2 separate regions of the Homo sapiens genome follow, and region 1 is linked to region 2. The links are chromatin loops, found by intact Hi-C in ENCODE. Cell type or tissue: sigmoid colon. All regions are shown on one strand. Each heading gives the region's core, and the rest is flanking DNA. Links, peaks and the distances in the headings are about the cores only.

What was found. A loop is a pair of places that touch in the nucleus more often than their neighbours do. Peaks named below come from ENCODE experiments on the same cell type or tissue, not always from the same donor. Only the 100,000 strongest peaks of a DNase experiment are listed, where the experiment ranks them.
Region 1: a loop joins it to region 2, with 4 times the contacts of the local background. A loop is called at or near these places in 54 of 110 quality-filtered maps.

The regions. Positions count from the first base shown.
Region 1 is chrX:39,811,239-39,818,685 of GRCh38, forward strand. No RefSeq gene overlaps it. Among named protein-coding and RNA genes, the nearest start is that of MIR1587, 23 kb to the right of the region's middle. RefSeq lists enhancers at 3,418-3,477, 5,443-6,358, 6,359-7,276. In sigmoid colon, for the core only: a CTCF peak has its summit at 3,321 (motif pointing right); DNase peaks (open chromatin) are centred at 2,543 and 2,833; H3K27ac peaks cover 606 bases.
Region 2 is chrX:40,263,278-40,270,724 of GRCh38, forward strand. LINC03099 (long intergenic non-protein coding RNA 3099) reads left to right here. Exons shown (of 3, transcript NR_110386.1): 1 at 1-275. Among named protein-coding and RNA genes, the nearest start is that of LINC03099, 4.1 kb to the left of the region's middle. RefSeq lists enhancers at 4,554-4,653, 4,684-4,733. In sigmoid colon, for the core only: a CTCF peak has its summit at 3,927; DNase peaks (open chromatin) are centred at 3,944 and 4,264; H3K4me3 peaks cover 1,169 bases; H3K27ac peaks cover 1,068 bases.

The DNA.
Region 1 (7,447 bases), core at 1,860-4,359, 450 kb before region 2:
GGGAGAGAAATGAAGGGGGCTCCCTGCAGCTCTGGCCCCAAGAGAAAGGCCCCTGAAAAGAATTGCGTGGGAGCTGCTAAAAGGGGGACCAGCTCCTCGCCTGCATGGCCTGATTGTTCCTTCTGGCAAAGATGTGGGCCCACTCATTTCTCTCCTATTTTCTTTCCTCCAAAAATGCTTTTGGCCTCTGGTTTCCGAAAGCTTTGCTCAGTGAGTTTAAACAGCATCTCACAGCATGGCCGAGCAATAACAAATGGCGCCTGGTGGCTCGCCTGCTGGTGGCTTAAAAAACAATTGATGACTTTTAATCAGCTGAATGAGCATGGGACAAATGACAGCATGGCCTGAATGCAGCCCAGACGTCATCGGCTGACATCAGTGGGGAGGAGGGAGGTGCCCTTCTGGTGAGCTTGGGAACAAACAGGAGCAGAGGCTGGCGCTTGAGGCTCCAGGAGGCAGCTCTGCTCTCACCCCAAAGCGGTTGCCTTCTTCTCTCCCTTCTGGGGAGACCAGGTGAGCCAAGGGCTGGGGCACTGGAAGACCGGGGTTCAGGGTCTCCAGATGTCACTTGGTAACTGTAGGCATCAGTTCCCCTCCAGACCTCAGTTTCCCCCTCTGATAAATGGAGGAGATGAAGGCAAGTTTGTGTCTTCTGTTAAGCCGCCCCATATGTGGGATAGCTTTAGACTGAATCTCTAAAGGACTCAAGTGAAGGTCTGTTTATATATCCTGCTCCTATCAAAACTATCAAAACCATCAACACTCCCCACTGCACGGCCACTTTCCCCCACCTCCCCCTACCCACACACCAAATGGATACTCACCAAGCATTCCTTTTTTTTTTTTTTTTTTTTTTTGAGACGGACTCTTGCTCTGTTGCCCAGGCTGGAGTGCAGCAGCGTGATCTCACTGCAACCTCCGCCTCCCGGGTTCAAGCTATTCTCCTGCCTTGTAATCCTAGCTGGGATTACAGGTGCGTGCCACCACACCCAGCTAATTTTTGTATTTTTCATAGAGATGGGGTTTTGCCATGTTGGCCAGGTTGGTCTCCAACTCCTAAGCTCAAGTGATCCACCTGCCTCAGCCCCCCAAAGTCCTGGGATTACAGGTGTGAGCCACTGCACCCGGCCTCACCAAGCATCTCTGATAAAGGAGTGCAAATTTGAGCAAAGGAAGCAAAAATGGCAGGAATGAAAATAAAGGTATTTGTTGAGTGCTTACTACATGCCTGGCCCCGTGCTATGTGTTTATAGGCATTATCTCATTATCCCCATCTCACATGAGGTGAGGTGGGGAGGAAACAGGCTCGGAAGGGTAAAGGAATCTGCCCATAGTTCTACCACCAGTAAGTGAGGGACACGAACACATGCCTACCTGCTTCCAAAGCGCTTGCCCTTCCTCACTTTTCCAGCCCAAACTGGGACACAGGAGCAACTTAAGAAAGTAGGCTGGGGGAAAACTTGACCTGATGCAGGAACATATAAATTATATTAAGAAATGCCACAGGTCACACCTCAGTCACAATCACAGGAACGCAAGACCTTTATGCCATGAATCTTCCCTGACCACCAAAATTTAGGAATTAAGAATCTGCTTCTTAGGATTTTTTTTTTTAATCCTGTGCTTGGTCCACAGGAATGGACACTCCCTCCTGGCCAGCTTGCCCACCCTCCAGGCCACAGTTTGCACACTGTTTGTCTCCCCGAGAAGAGCTACCCCTCCCTCCCTGGCTTATGCTGGGCTTTGTGCGAGATGGACCCTGAGATGGTGACTGGTGTATAGGATCCTGATTGGAGGCTGCTGTCAGGAACAATGCCTGTGAGGGAGAAAGGGCTGCAGGATGGGGCAGAGGGAGAAGCTGAACTACAGTGCAGTTGCAACAGAGGCCTCAGTCAACTCCAAGGCAAGTTCTGGGGCTGGGATGGCCCTTCAGAGATGTCCTAAATTGAGGCAAAGGGGTAAGTCCTTGCATAGTCTCCCCCGCCTATAAACCAGTCATTGAATGAGTTGCCCTCCCGGAAGGTGGCAGGGCGCTCCCTTGGACAAGGCAGCTCAGCCAGCTCCTATCAGCTAAGGACAATTCCAAGTGGGCAGCGGTCCCCACCCAAACCTTTGAAGGGGGTAGTTATATGGTGTGCTCCTGAATCCACCATCCCATCCAACAAAACTCCTGCTCATCCTTCAGTTGGCAGCTCAAGCTTGACCCATTCTTTCTGAACTCCTAGCCACTCCCTGAGCCCCTAGACTCGCCACTATTTCCATCCGCAATGATGGCCCTGCTTCAGAAATGTCAGATAACTCCTTACCCTCCATCTCTAGACAGTGAGAAATGGAGATCACCTTTACCACCTGTTCCTGGCACAAAGAAGCCTCCCCTAGGTGCTGAGTAGATGGATGTTGCATGGGAGGTGCCAGCAGGCCCACGGGAATGTTCCAGCTTCCACAATTTCCTCTCTATCAGTGACTCAAAGTGTCTACGTTGTTTCTGCCGATGACATACAAGCACAGAGAAAGCTTGCTCCCACAGCCAACCTGGCAACCTCTCTTGGGCTCAGGCCAAGAAAGTCCTGTCCTTGTTCCCTTCCCTGTCCAGTGTTCTGCTGTAAGTCCACTTCCTAGCTAAGAGGGCCAAGCACATTTAGAAGCCTCCGTGCCAGGGAAAGCCCAATGCCATTGCCAACTGCACTACATCGCCGTTCTTCTGAAGGAAATTACTATTGATCCCACAGCTCTCCTCCCCATGCTGTTTGCCGGGGACAGCCAAGGATTCCCGTGCCAGCTGGGCTCCCACACGGCTCGACTGTTCCTGCACCAGATGGCCAGACCAACACCCTCTGGCTGCCGCACGCTCCCTGGGAGACGAGGCTCTGACGTCTATCAGCCTGGCTTTTTGTGCACAGGGACGCCGGGGTCAGGGATTACAGGGCCAATCACATTACACTAAAAATCTCTGCACAGCGTAAAGATTTCCAAATCCCAGTGGTTATCAGTGTAACCAACAAGGCAGGGAAACTGTTTCTATAGCCTTAACTTTCACTGCTCTTTTCACAAATATCAGTTGAATGCCTCCGTGGTCTGAGGGATGCAATGGTAAACAAGACAGTCCCTACCCTCAAGCTAGTTATAGTCTACTGGGGTATAGGTTAGGTAACCATATCATTTATTGTTCAAACTAGGACACTTTTGAGAAAGTAAAAGGGGTGTTTTTATCGTTAAACCAGGGTAGTAGGCATAAATAAGGAGGTGTTCCAGGCAAACCAGGATGTTTGGGCACCCCAGATAGAGACACAGCATGACCAAAATGGGGGGGAGTTCAGGTCATGGGGGCATAGTACTGTTAGGTGGCGCCACAAGATGGCGCAATTGAAATACTCGTAGCTTTTCTTTGTTTTTGTTTTCTCTCTTGAAAACTAATTTTTCTTTCCATTGCCACAGAGCCAGTAGAACCCTTCCATGGTGTGCTGGAGCCAAAGGGTACTGGTTTGTGAGATCAGATCATCAAATTTTCAGGAATTTTTGCCAATTGGTTACTAAGCATAGCCATTAATAAAAATTAAAAGAAGTAAAATAAAAAATAGAATTATAATTAAAATAATTAAAATTTAAAATGGAGTAAGTCATATTAAAAACAAAGGTAATAAATACTGAAAACTCACACCTTCCTGACTGCTTTGCTACAGTTTACTATTATTTACTCTCATGAGGTTATTTACCCTTTCATGACTGTGTGGTAGAAATACTATGTAAAAGGCAGGGCATGGTGGCTCACACCTGTAATCACAGCACTTTGGAAAGCTGAGGCAGGTGGATCACGAGGTCAGGAGTTCGAGACCAGCCTGGCCAACATAATGAAACCCCCTCTCTACTAAAAATACAAAAATTAGCCAGGTGTGGTGGCGGGCACCTGTAGTCCCAGCTACTCTGGAGGCTGAGGCAGGCGAATCGCTTGAACCCGGGAGGCGGAGGTTGTAGTGAGCTGAGACCACACCATTGCACTCCAGCCTGGGTGAGAGGGTGAGACTCTGTGTCAAAAAAAAAAAGAAAAAAGAAAGAAATACTATGTAATGCTGTGTCCGTGTCTTTTCAACTCCATGGTCAGCACCATCACGTGGGCAGCTTGAGACTGGCTGTGGTGGGAGTATTTGCATCATGGAAATCAGCAGATACTACAAGTCAGGGCTTGGGGGGCAGGGAGCCAGTTGTTAAACATTTACTAGCACATCACCAGAATCATCATTTAAGTTCAATAATTTATGTGGCTGATTTCATGTACTCTGGGCAGTTCTATCACATTCCCCAAAATTATAATGTCCGCTCTCACCCAAAACAACACAGAAAGTTGGGGGAGGAAGGGGTTATGTTCTTCCCATAACCTAATCTGAACACTGAGGAAGGAGGAGCCCACACAGTTTAGTGCTAAGTGCCACAGTGCAGATAGGTGAATCAGGGAGTCCACCGCCAGGGTCTAGACTGCTGTGGAAAGCTTACCCCCAGGGACAGATGCCTAACATTTGCATATTCAAATTGACCAGTGGGGAACTCAGGATATCTTGTCTGTGATTGGTGGGATGACTTAGGGACTGCCCATGGGTACCACTTGTGCTGTGAGTCAGGGCCCCAGTAGCAATGGATGGCAGACTCAGCAAGAGGGTTAACTGACAAGAGTTTGTAAAGGGACTATTTACAGAGTTGTGGGCAGATTACAGAAACCACAAGGGATAGGGAAGTACCCTGGGACTAGCAACAATGGGAAGCTGCCACCACTCCCTGGACTGAGGGAGCCAGGAGTGGGGGCTGTTAGCAGAACCTGGAAAGAGCTGTAGGTGAGGGCTGCTATGGGACGAGGAACGCAGCCACCACCAAAAGGGCAGCCCAGCTGTGGAAATAAATACCCAACCTCTGACTCCTCCTACCTGCCTCCCATTGGCCAAGCCAACCAGAAGCCAGTGGTCAAGGCAGCCCAAGGGATCCAGTCCCCAAGGATCAAGGATCAGCCTCCTGGGCACAGAAAGTGGATGGGGTGAGGGGAGGGCAAATAGATCTGCCCGGCCAATATGGTGCTGCCCCTACCAGTCTGCTGGCTTGAAGAGGATGTGCCAGAGACCACTCACCTGCATGGCTGGCCCAGTAGAACAAACCACAGGCTGGCTGTGGGCCTAGAGGCAGGCAGGCCAGCCGGAGCCTGGCAGAGATATACCAGAGTCAAAGGAGGGCCATCCAAGACCGTCCAGTTGACCTAAACGTGATGTGGAGAGGGATGTGTCTTAGCTACACCTATGTCCAGAATTAAGCCTCTGCACAGGTGTGGATTTTACCTCGAGGCTAATAAAGCTTAAAGTTCAGGGCCTTGACTCGCACAGTCCCCTTCCAAGGCCCTGGTAGGGTCCTAGCAGTTATCATTTGTACCTCTGCACTGTTTTTCTTCAAGAAGGCCCCAAAATTCACGTAACTTTTAGGCCCCCAAACTTGGATCTGACCCTGCAGCTGCATTAAGAAGAGATTGGGCTGCTATTCTGGTTTCTCCTTCCAGGGGGTAAGTTTATCCGCAGGGTACAGGAGGGCAGAAGGGACTGTACCTCCCCACAAGAGGGGTTTTGCCTCCGCTCTGCTTCTCTTGGAGGAGCATTTCCCAAGCTCCTCCTCCTCACCTCGTTCTGGGAGAGGGTTAATAGACGTGGGGGTAGGAGGCCTCTTGGGGCCAAATACTTCTGGAAAGATTGGCGGCCTCTCCACTGCCCCCCACCCACCAACCTCCGGAAGATTCACAATGTACATTAGCATAGTAAAGGCTCCAGATAAAGAAAACGTTTGGCTTTGTTTACTGTGGGGGTTGCCCATACTTCCTGGAGCTTAAGCTGAAAGCGAAAGGATGAGTAGGAGTCAGATAGTTGTAGGAGTCAGATAGTTTTAGGAGTCAGAGGGTTTTAGGCTTGAGGGTACAGCCCCAGCAAAAGCCTCGCAAAGCCCGGAGAACTGGAAGAAATTGCTGCTGGAAGGCAGAGTTTGAGGTGGTGGAGCCGGGAGGGATGGACTAGAGGAGCCCCCCAAGCAGGCCTTTCATCCTGAGGACACCGGGCGACAACGCGCTCAGAGCTCTGAATCAGAGCTTCCCTGAATCACAGGCAGAGCTCCCAGCTCTCTGAAGGCTTGGCATGCTGCTGTTTGCATCCTTCCATCTGTTAGCGATGTTTCAGGCTGGGCAGGCATTGTCCTCATAGAGTTTCTCCCCCATTGTCTCTGCCTCTGCTCACCCCAAAGCTGGCAGAACCACAGCGCCCAGTGGCCTCTGGCTGCAGAGGGCATGAGGACTTCAGGCTGGTTTCCCAGAAACAGGAGGGTTTGTAGATAACCCTGATACCCTATGACCAAAGGCACCGTTCCCAAAACCCCTGCCCATGGAGCTATAGCCTAGTGCTGCCAAGTAAAGTTTGGTTCTGGAAAAAACAATTAGCCTACAGGGGTAGCACTAGCTGTTTCTGAAGTTCTACAGCCCAGGCCACCACTGGGTGCTGGCCTCAGTCCCATGAACCTTCAGCCCTGCCAATGAGAAGAATTCACAGATTTATTGTCTTCTAGAAAGGTTGGGGGACACATTCCTCCATGCCACTCTCTGCTAGTTGAGGGCCTGTCCTTTTTCCCCAGGGAATAGTATCTCCCTGGCCAGAGAGCGAGCGGACCAGGCTTTGCTTTCCAGCCTCACATAACCACCCTCCCGATGCCAAATATGACACATTCTTCAAGCTAATGACCTCTGCCCCCACCTTAAAAATAACAGCCCTCCACTTCATCCATCTTTGGGCTGATGACTGCTTTTTCTCGAGCAGGCACGGACTCTAGCAGTTCCTTTGTTTTCCAGTGATGCTTTTTATCCTCCATCTGATTTCATGTCATCTGTGTCTGTGACTGAGCAGGGCTCCCCCGTCTCCTGGCTCGCCCCGCCCATGCACCTTTGGACGTGAGTCTGGAGAGCCTCTGATTCCATGTACAGATTTGCAGGGCTGGCATTTGCCTCTCACATTGGTGCTCAGAGTGGCCGTGTGAAAAGAGGGCGGTCTGGCCGTGGGACTGACTTCCCAGAGCAACAGGGCAAGCTGGTGAGTAAGAACCAGCCTTTTTGCTGGCAAGGGACCTGGGCAGAGATGGGCCCTAATATACCCAGGAGCAACTTGAAGAATAAATACAAGTCATGAGCAGCATTACTGCCAGAGTGTGACAGCTGGCCACCTAGCCCTAGATGGGTACAGGGGAGTGTGTAGAGCCTGGAACCTTCTGGAATGGGGTAAAGGAGTAGCTGAGGGCTCCTAGCTCCACCCTTGGCTCTTTACATGCTCCTGAACACACAAGGGTCCCGCCTAAAATACCGGAGGGCATGGGAGTCTACGTGTTAGTCCCTGTGGCAATTTGAGTCCTCCAGGTAGAGGACACCAAGAGAGAGTAAGTGTGAGAG
Region 2 (7,447 bases), core at 2,610-5,109:
AGTTGGTGAGTCGACCAAGGAGGCTGCACAGCAGTCAGGACCACAGCCAAAGTCAGGCAATCCAGGGATGACCTCGCTGCCAAATCCAGGACTCCCTGGCATACACTGCCACCTTGGGACGTGGATATGGTCCCTGTCGCCCCAGGAACTGGAATGCCATTGACTTGGCGACTGCCACCATCCACCAGAATGGACTTCTGTGCTCCTTGCATCTCTGTATTATTAGTTCCCAACTCCAAGCCTTTGATGGGGGCATCTGATGGATTGAGCCTAAGGTAAGAGCCTATACCAACTGCAATGGCGGCTGGGAAAGTGCCCCTATCTGGGATTTTTAGCTTTTCTGGTGGGAGGCAACTAGGAAGATGAAGGATTCTCCAAACGTGGGAGGAGAGGCTGGAGGCTAGATACCTCACCTAGAAAAATGCAGGGCAGCTGAGTGTTGAAGAAACATGTCTCCAGAGACAGCCTGCGTGTGTATTCCCCCTCCTCCAGATGTCGATGTCGGGGGGCAGGGAGGTGAGGTCAGGAAGTATACGTGGAGTTAGGAACCCTGGGTTCGATTATGAGTCTCCTCTGTCTGTCAACCTGAGATAAGCTATTCACAACCCCGGGGCCTCAGTTGTGCCTCAGTGCCCACTGTCCAGCCTTTGAGCATGCAGAAGGTGTGTGCTAGCTTCTGCTGTCGTGTGGGCCCTCTGGCCGAAAGATGCCCCAAGACTGCCAAAGCCCCAAATGGAATGGGGCTGTTTGCTCAATATAATGATTGAAAGTATGGGTTTTGGAGTCAGGGAGATTGGGGTTTACCAGCCATGTGCCCTTGGATGTGTTCTTTAACCTCTCTGAACCTTAGTTTCCTTATCTGCAAAATGTAGGCATGGTGGCAGGCACACAGCCTCCCTTCCAACCTCGTCCTATGGTGCCCCCATGGTCTGCAGAGACTGGAAGGCTAAAAACTGGATTTCCCAGACACCTTTGCAGCTGGGACTGTGGATGAGAATTCAGTTTCACCAGTTAGATGCAATCGTGTGAAGTCTGGCTGTACCTGCTAGAGGTGTGTGTGTGTGTGTGTGTGTGTGTGTGTGTGTGTGTGTAACAACATTCTAGTGTTTGCTCAGTTACCGGCTTTGTGGGTGTTGAGAGGGGTTGTGGTGGCAGTGGCTTCCTGATCCTTGGATCGCAGCTATGGTAGTGCACTCTGGAAATCTACATTTCTAGAGGCAGGCTCCCTCACGCCTCACCTTCCTGATGGTGGCAGAGATGGCAGTAGTCTTGGCAGACCAGTTCAGTGGTGTTGTTTTGGGAGTCCAGAGACTGCTCCTCCTGCACCCTTCCAATAATTTTGTCAGCACCTAATTTCCTGTGTTAAATCTCTTCTTGCTTAAAATAGCTGGAGAGGTTCTCTCTTCCCTGCAATTGAACTCCAACTGCTGTCAGGGTAACCCCCATTTGCTCATTGATGGAATGAAATGAGATGGTAAAGCCCTTTATGTATGCTAGGTGTTTTTCTTTTTCTTTTTTCTTTTTGAGGCGGAGTCTCGCTCTGTCGCCCAGGCTGGAGTGCAGTGGCACTATCTCGGCTCACTGCAAGCTCCACCTCCTGGGTTTAGGCCATTCTCCTGCCTCAGCCTCCCGAGTAGCTGGGACTACAAGCGCCCACCACCACGCCCGGCTAATTTTTTGTATTTTTAGTAGAGACTGGGTTTCACTGTACTAGCCAGGATGGTCTCAATCTCCTGACCTCGTGATCTGCCCGCCTCGGCCTCCCAAAGTGCTGGGATTACAGGCGTGAGCCACGGCGCCCGGTCTGCTAGGTGTTTTACAAAAACGGGTCTCTTTTTTCAGAGGTGACTAAATGTGATAGAAACCCTGTGACAAGCCACCCTAATTTGTACAAGCTCTCAGCCAGTTGTTTTACATACAGTTGTTGGGGCAGGAAACAACCTGAAAGAATTCAGATTGAGTGGGTCGCCTGCTTTCAAAGGCTCATCAGGTCCTTGTACTTATTCAGGGGGAGTTCTGCCTCCCTGCCTACCATTAGAGCAATGACTGGCACCACAGGCATGGCACAGGCAGCTGGGAAAGGTGACAGGCTTCCTGGTGTGAGCCCAGAAGGTCAGCTGCCAGAGATCCTCCCCCGTCTGTGACTGTGCTCCACCATGATCGTTACTAGTTCGTGTTGAAGTGCACTGTTTAGGCTGGGCGTGGTAGCTCATGCCTGTAATCCCAGTACTTTGGGAGGCCGAGGTGGGTGGATCACTTGAGGTCAGGAGTTCCAGACCAGCCTGGCCAACATGGTGAAACCCCGTCTCTACTAAAAATACAAAAATTAGCTGGGTGCGATGGCTCACACCTATAATCCCAGCACTTTAGGAGGCAGAGGCAGGCAGATTACTTGAGGCCAAGAGTTCGAGACCAGCCTGGCCAACATGGTGAAACCCTGTCTATACTAAAAATACAAAAATTAGCAGGGGTGGTGTCATGCGCCTGTAGTCCCAGCTACTCAGAAGGCTGAGGCAAGAGAATTGCTTGAACCCGGCAGGCGGAGGTTGCAGGGATTGCGCCACTGTACTCCAGCCTGGGCAACAGAGCGAGACTCCGTCCCCGCCCCCCCCAAAAAAATTTAGCTGGGCGTGGTGGCGTGCACCTCTAATCTCAGCTACTTGGGAGGCTGAGGCAGGAGAATCGCTTAAACTCGGGAAGCGGAAGTTGCAGTGAGCAGAGATGGTGCCACTGCACTCCAGCCTGGGTGACAAAGCAAGACTCTGTCTCAAAAAAAAAAAAAAAAAAGCACGTTGTTTAATTCCTGACTCCTCCCCCAGTTAATCTCCACTTGATATTTACAAAACCTTCCCTTCCCCTCCCATGAAGAACAGGCTGACAAAGGATCTTGCTTTCTGTGGTGAAGAATGTTCTCATGGCCATGGCATTGGCCGCCTGAGTTAAGAGTTTCGAGAGAAAACAACTGAGAGGATGTAAATTGTACAGGGACAGGTTGCTTGGGGAGAAGTTCAAAAGACAAGGCTGGGCTTGGAGGACTGGGCCACCCGTGCAGAAGGGCGCTGGGTGCCGTGAAAGGAGAGGAACAGAACTGGAGAAAGGGTGTGAAAGTAAAGGGGGGATCTTGGAAAGCCCCCCCCACCCTGTTCAGTGGACAGAATGCTTCTCTCCCCTCATAGATCCAACTCCCTCATCTTCCCATCTCACCCTCTTGCTGTCATTCGATTTTCTGCCACAAAATGGGGACCCTCTGTGGAGTGAGGAACCAGGCAGGTGGCCCAGGGGGCCGCCAAGCTGGGTGGAAGCTGGTCTGGGGTTGGCTGCCAGAACAATCCAGGCTCCACTCCAGCCCATCAGGGGGCTTGAGGCTGGGTGGGTGAGATAAACTGTTTCAGTGGTTTTCAGGAGCCCTAATCAATTGCGAGGCAGAGCAAAGCCCTCTGCGGACAGATAAAGCCAGTCCTGCGTCGGTGCCCAGTTGGAGTTTGTGTGGTTTGAACTTTTGTGTGGTTTGGACAAGTTCGCCGGGTTTTGCTGGGGCGGTTTATTCTGTTTCCAAACTGCAGTAGAGGGAGGCAAACGGCCCTTGGACCCTACAAGCCACTCCTGAAATACGATAGGTGGCCTGTCCTCTCTCCCGCATGGTCCCAAAGGCTCAGGGAAGAGAGGCAGGGCAGGTGCGGGCCATACCCCGCCCTCCTGGTTCCCGCCGGTGGCTCCGGGTGTAGACATTTCTAGAAACGCTCCCCTGCCCAAGGCTGGCTAGACCTTCGCGTTGGGGAGCTGAGCTGCTGCAGGTTTGATTGTCTTCCCCTGCTTCCAAACTAGAAAGACGAATGCCCACTTTCGGATTCCATCTTCTGCCGCGGACGCATCCGGGACGCGCAGCCGCCCGGCGCAGAGGAAGCCCGGGACGCTGGGGACACCGCCTGGAGCCTCCGCGCATAGCACCGGGGCGTTTTTTCCTTCCAGCTGGAGGCTTCCCATTTAACCTCTAAGGTGCCAGAAGATCCGGATCCCTCGCGGGCAGGCCTTTGGCTGGCTCCGGGCTAGGCTGGGACCCCAGATCCCAGTGCCGCTGGCGAGCACTCGGCGTGCAGATGTCTGGGGGGCTGTGCGCGGGAGAGGAAGTCTGCCCAACGAGGTGGACGGACACTGGGCCCGCGGGGACCCATCTGACAACGCCCGGTCCCCAGGGAAGCCTGTGCGAGCCTGCGGGGGACCAGGGCAAAATAGAATCAGGAACATGTGTTGTTTGGGAGGGAAGCTGGGGCGCATGGCATGTCTCAATAGTGCTGGCACCCTCCAGGGACCTTCCTGCTTCCACAGAAGGTGGGGACGGGGAGGCGAGCATGGAGAGAGAGAAAGGGAAGTGGGAAGAAATTGGTCACGGAGGAAGCTATTTTTATGCTTTGCTACAGCTGCGTGCGTTTCTCTGACCAACTAGGCAGCGAAAATTAGACCGGCTCCGGCTGAAAACAGGCCCTAAACTTCACGGGGGTTGGGGGTAGTGGGACACGCGCAGGAAAGGGAAGGAGAGGGGGAAATCCCCATGGATCTGGCAAACCCCAGTGTCCCGGAAGCTGTCAATGCGCAGAGAACAAGCTCCCCTGCCCTCCCCGACTCCAGATGCCTCAACCTTCACCTTGGATGTCAGAGGCATCCTTTCCCCTCTGTGTGACATCTTGGGCATGACACAGCCAAGACTGAGGGTTAGTTCATCAGTGTCTTCTGCTTTTAGGCCTCAGAGGACTTATCCTTTTTGGCAGGGGACCAGACCTCCTGGGTGGCCTCCATCACCACTAAGTCACTTGGGCACCTGGAGAAATGGCAAAGGTCCCAAACAGGAAACCAAGATTGGGAAGTGAGGGCCCTAGAATTAGAATCTTTTGGGGTCTATGATTGTCTAGGTCAGCAGTTCCCAAAGTGTGGTCTGAGGATCCCTGTGGTTCCCTGAGCCCTTTTCAGACTGTCCTTTTCTAACTGCAAAGCTCCATTAGGCTGGATTTTCTTCAACCAAAACAATGTATCACAACGCATTGGATGCCCAAGCCCCTATGAGGAAGCAGCTGTTTTCAATTAAGCCAGATATTAAAGAGGTTTGCAAAAATGTAAAAACGATGCCACTTTTCTCCCTAAACTTTTTTGTTTGTTTTGGAAAATACGGTTATTTTTTAATAAAATTGTGCTATCGATGTTACCATGTATTTTATCCATTGCTGTGTAACAAGTTACCCCCAAAACTTAGTGGCTGAAAACAACAGACATTTATTATCTCACACAGTTTCTGTGGGTCAGGAATCTGGGAGCAGCTTAGCTGGGTGGTTCTGGCTCAGGGTCTCTTAGGAGACTAATCAGGGTGTGTTCCAGGGGTAGGAGCATCTCAAAGCTCAGCCGGGGAAAGATCCACCTCCAGACTCACTCATGTGGCTGCTGGCAGGCCTGGGTTTCTTGCCACGAGGCCCTCTCCACAGGGCTGCCTCGTGACAAGGCAGCTGGCTCCTCCTAGAGAGAGAAAAGAGGGCACCCAAGACAGAAGGCACAGTCTTTTTGTAATCCAATTTTGGAAGCCACATCCCTATAGGACAATAGATCTATTAGGAGTGAGTCTGTAAGTCCAGCTAGCGTTCAAGGGGAGGGAATTACTCAAGGGTGTGGGTGACAGAAGGTGGGAATTACTGGGCACCATCTTAGAGGCTGCCCACCACACATGTAATATATTCATAATTGTTATTTTTAGATCAATTAATATATAAATATTAAAAATGTTCCTTTTTTCATTTTTAATGTGGGAAATACTGACAAGACCAATATAACCAAAAGCATTTTGGAGTCCTCAATAATAAATAAAAAAGTCAAGGAGTCCCAAGACCTAAAGGTTTGAGAACTGCTGGTCTAGGTTTGTGGTATTTACAGGAGAAGTACCTTGGTACTATGTGGGGGCCAATCCATCCACCCACCCATCCACCCATCCACCCATCCACCCATCCGTTCATCCATCCATCCATCCCTCCATCCTTGCATCCATCTCAGCTATCCACCCATACATGCAATCAAAATATTCCAACTACTGGGCTAGGGCTGGTGCTTTAACAGTAAATAAGACCGCCAGTGATTGTCCTATGGAGCTATAACATGTTAACAGATGACACAATTAACAAATAAATAAGATAAATTTTAAAACAGTAACTTCAAGTTGTGATAAGTTGGGCCCCCAAAGCCTAGACCCTAGAGAAGCAGGTACTCTTGAATTGACACCATTTTGGGGGGCATCATAATAGGTGGCCCACACTGGGGGTGAGGTGGGCCCAGACTGCACGGTCCAGGGAGAAGGGAGTATGTCCCAGCTGTGGCCAGATAAGTGTAAAGCCCTAGTGAGCCAGAATAATCTGGTATCTCCCAGGTTCTTCATGCCTAGTTAATTTTTGGCCCCCCACCCACAATGAGTTTTTCATAAAAGTCCAGCTTCCTTTAAGTCTCTGGGCCCCCCACCCACAATGAGTTTTTCATAAAAGTCCAGCTTCCTTTAAGTCTCTAGTCTTCCTTTAAGCCTGGGGGGAAATCATCCAGGTTTGTCCTGGAAGCCAGGGTACTGGTGACTGTGAGACTTAGGGTGAGAGGCTCTCAAATGGAAGATGCAACCCATATGGGCAGAATAACTGGGACTACAGGTGCATTCCACCATGCCTGGATAATTAAAATAATTTTTTTTTTTTGTAGAGACCCAAGGTGGTCTCAAACTCCTGAGCTCAAGTGATCCTCCCATCTCGGCCTCCCAAAGTATTGGGATTACAGGCATGAACCACTGCTCTCCACCTGATAGCATTTTGATAGGAGGAGTAAGGGATAGTCTGGGGCAGAGACAGGCAGCGATCCCAGGCTGGAGACACAAGGAGGCCAGGCTGTGGGACAGGAGAAGCAGGGGTGGGTGGCTGGGATGGGAATAGAGCATAAATGACAAGTAGTGGCTGAGCGCAGTGGCTCAAACCTGTAATCCCAGCACTTTGGGAGGCCAAGGCGGGTGGATCACTTGAGGTCAGGAGTTCAAGACCAGCCTGGCCAACATGGTGTACTAAAAATACAAAAATTAGCCAGGTGTGGTGGTGCACGCCCACACCTGTGATCCCAGCTACTTGGGAGGCTGAGGCAGGAGACTTGCTTGAATTCAGGAGGTGGAGGCTGCAGTGAGCCGAGATCACCCCATTGCACTCCAGCTTGGGCGACAGAGCGAAACTCTGTCTCAAGGAGAAAAAAAAAAAAGACAAATAGTGACCTTTCCTACTTCAAACCCTTGCCTAGGCCAGCCCTGCTCTGAGCATCAGCTGAAAGACTTTGAGCATTTTTAAAGAGGAAATGTGCCCCCTCCCGCTCCCCTCAACTCGTGGTTTCACAGTGTAAATTGTGCTTCAGAAGGCAGGGCTCACCCCCTCAGGGGACACAGCAGCTTTAA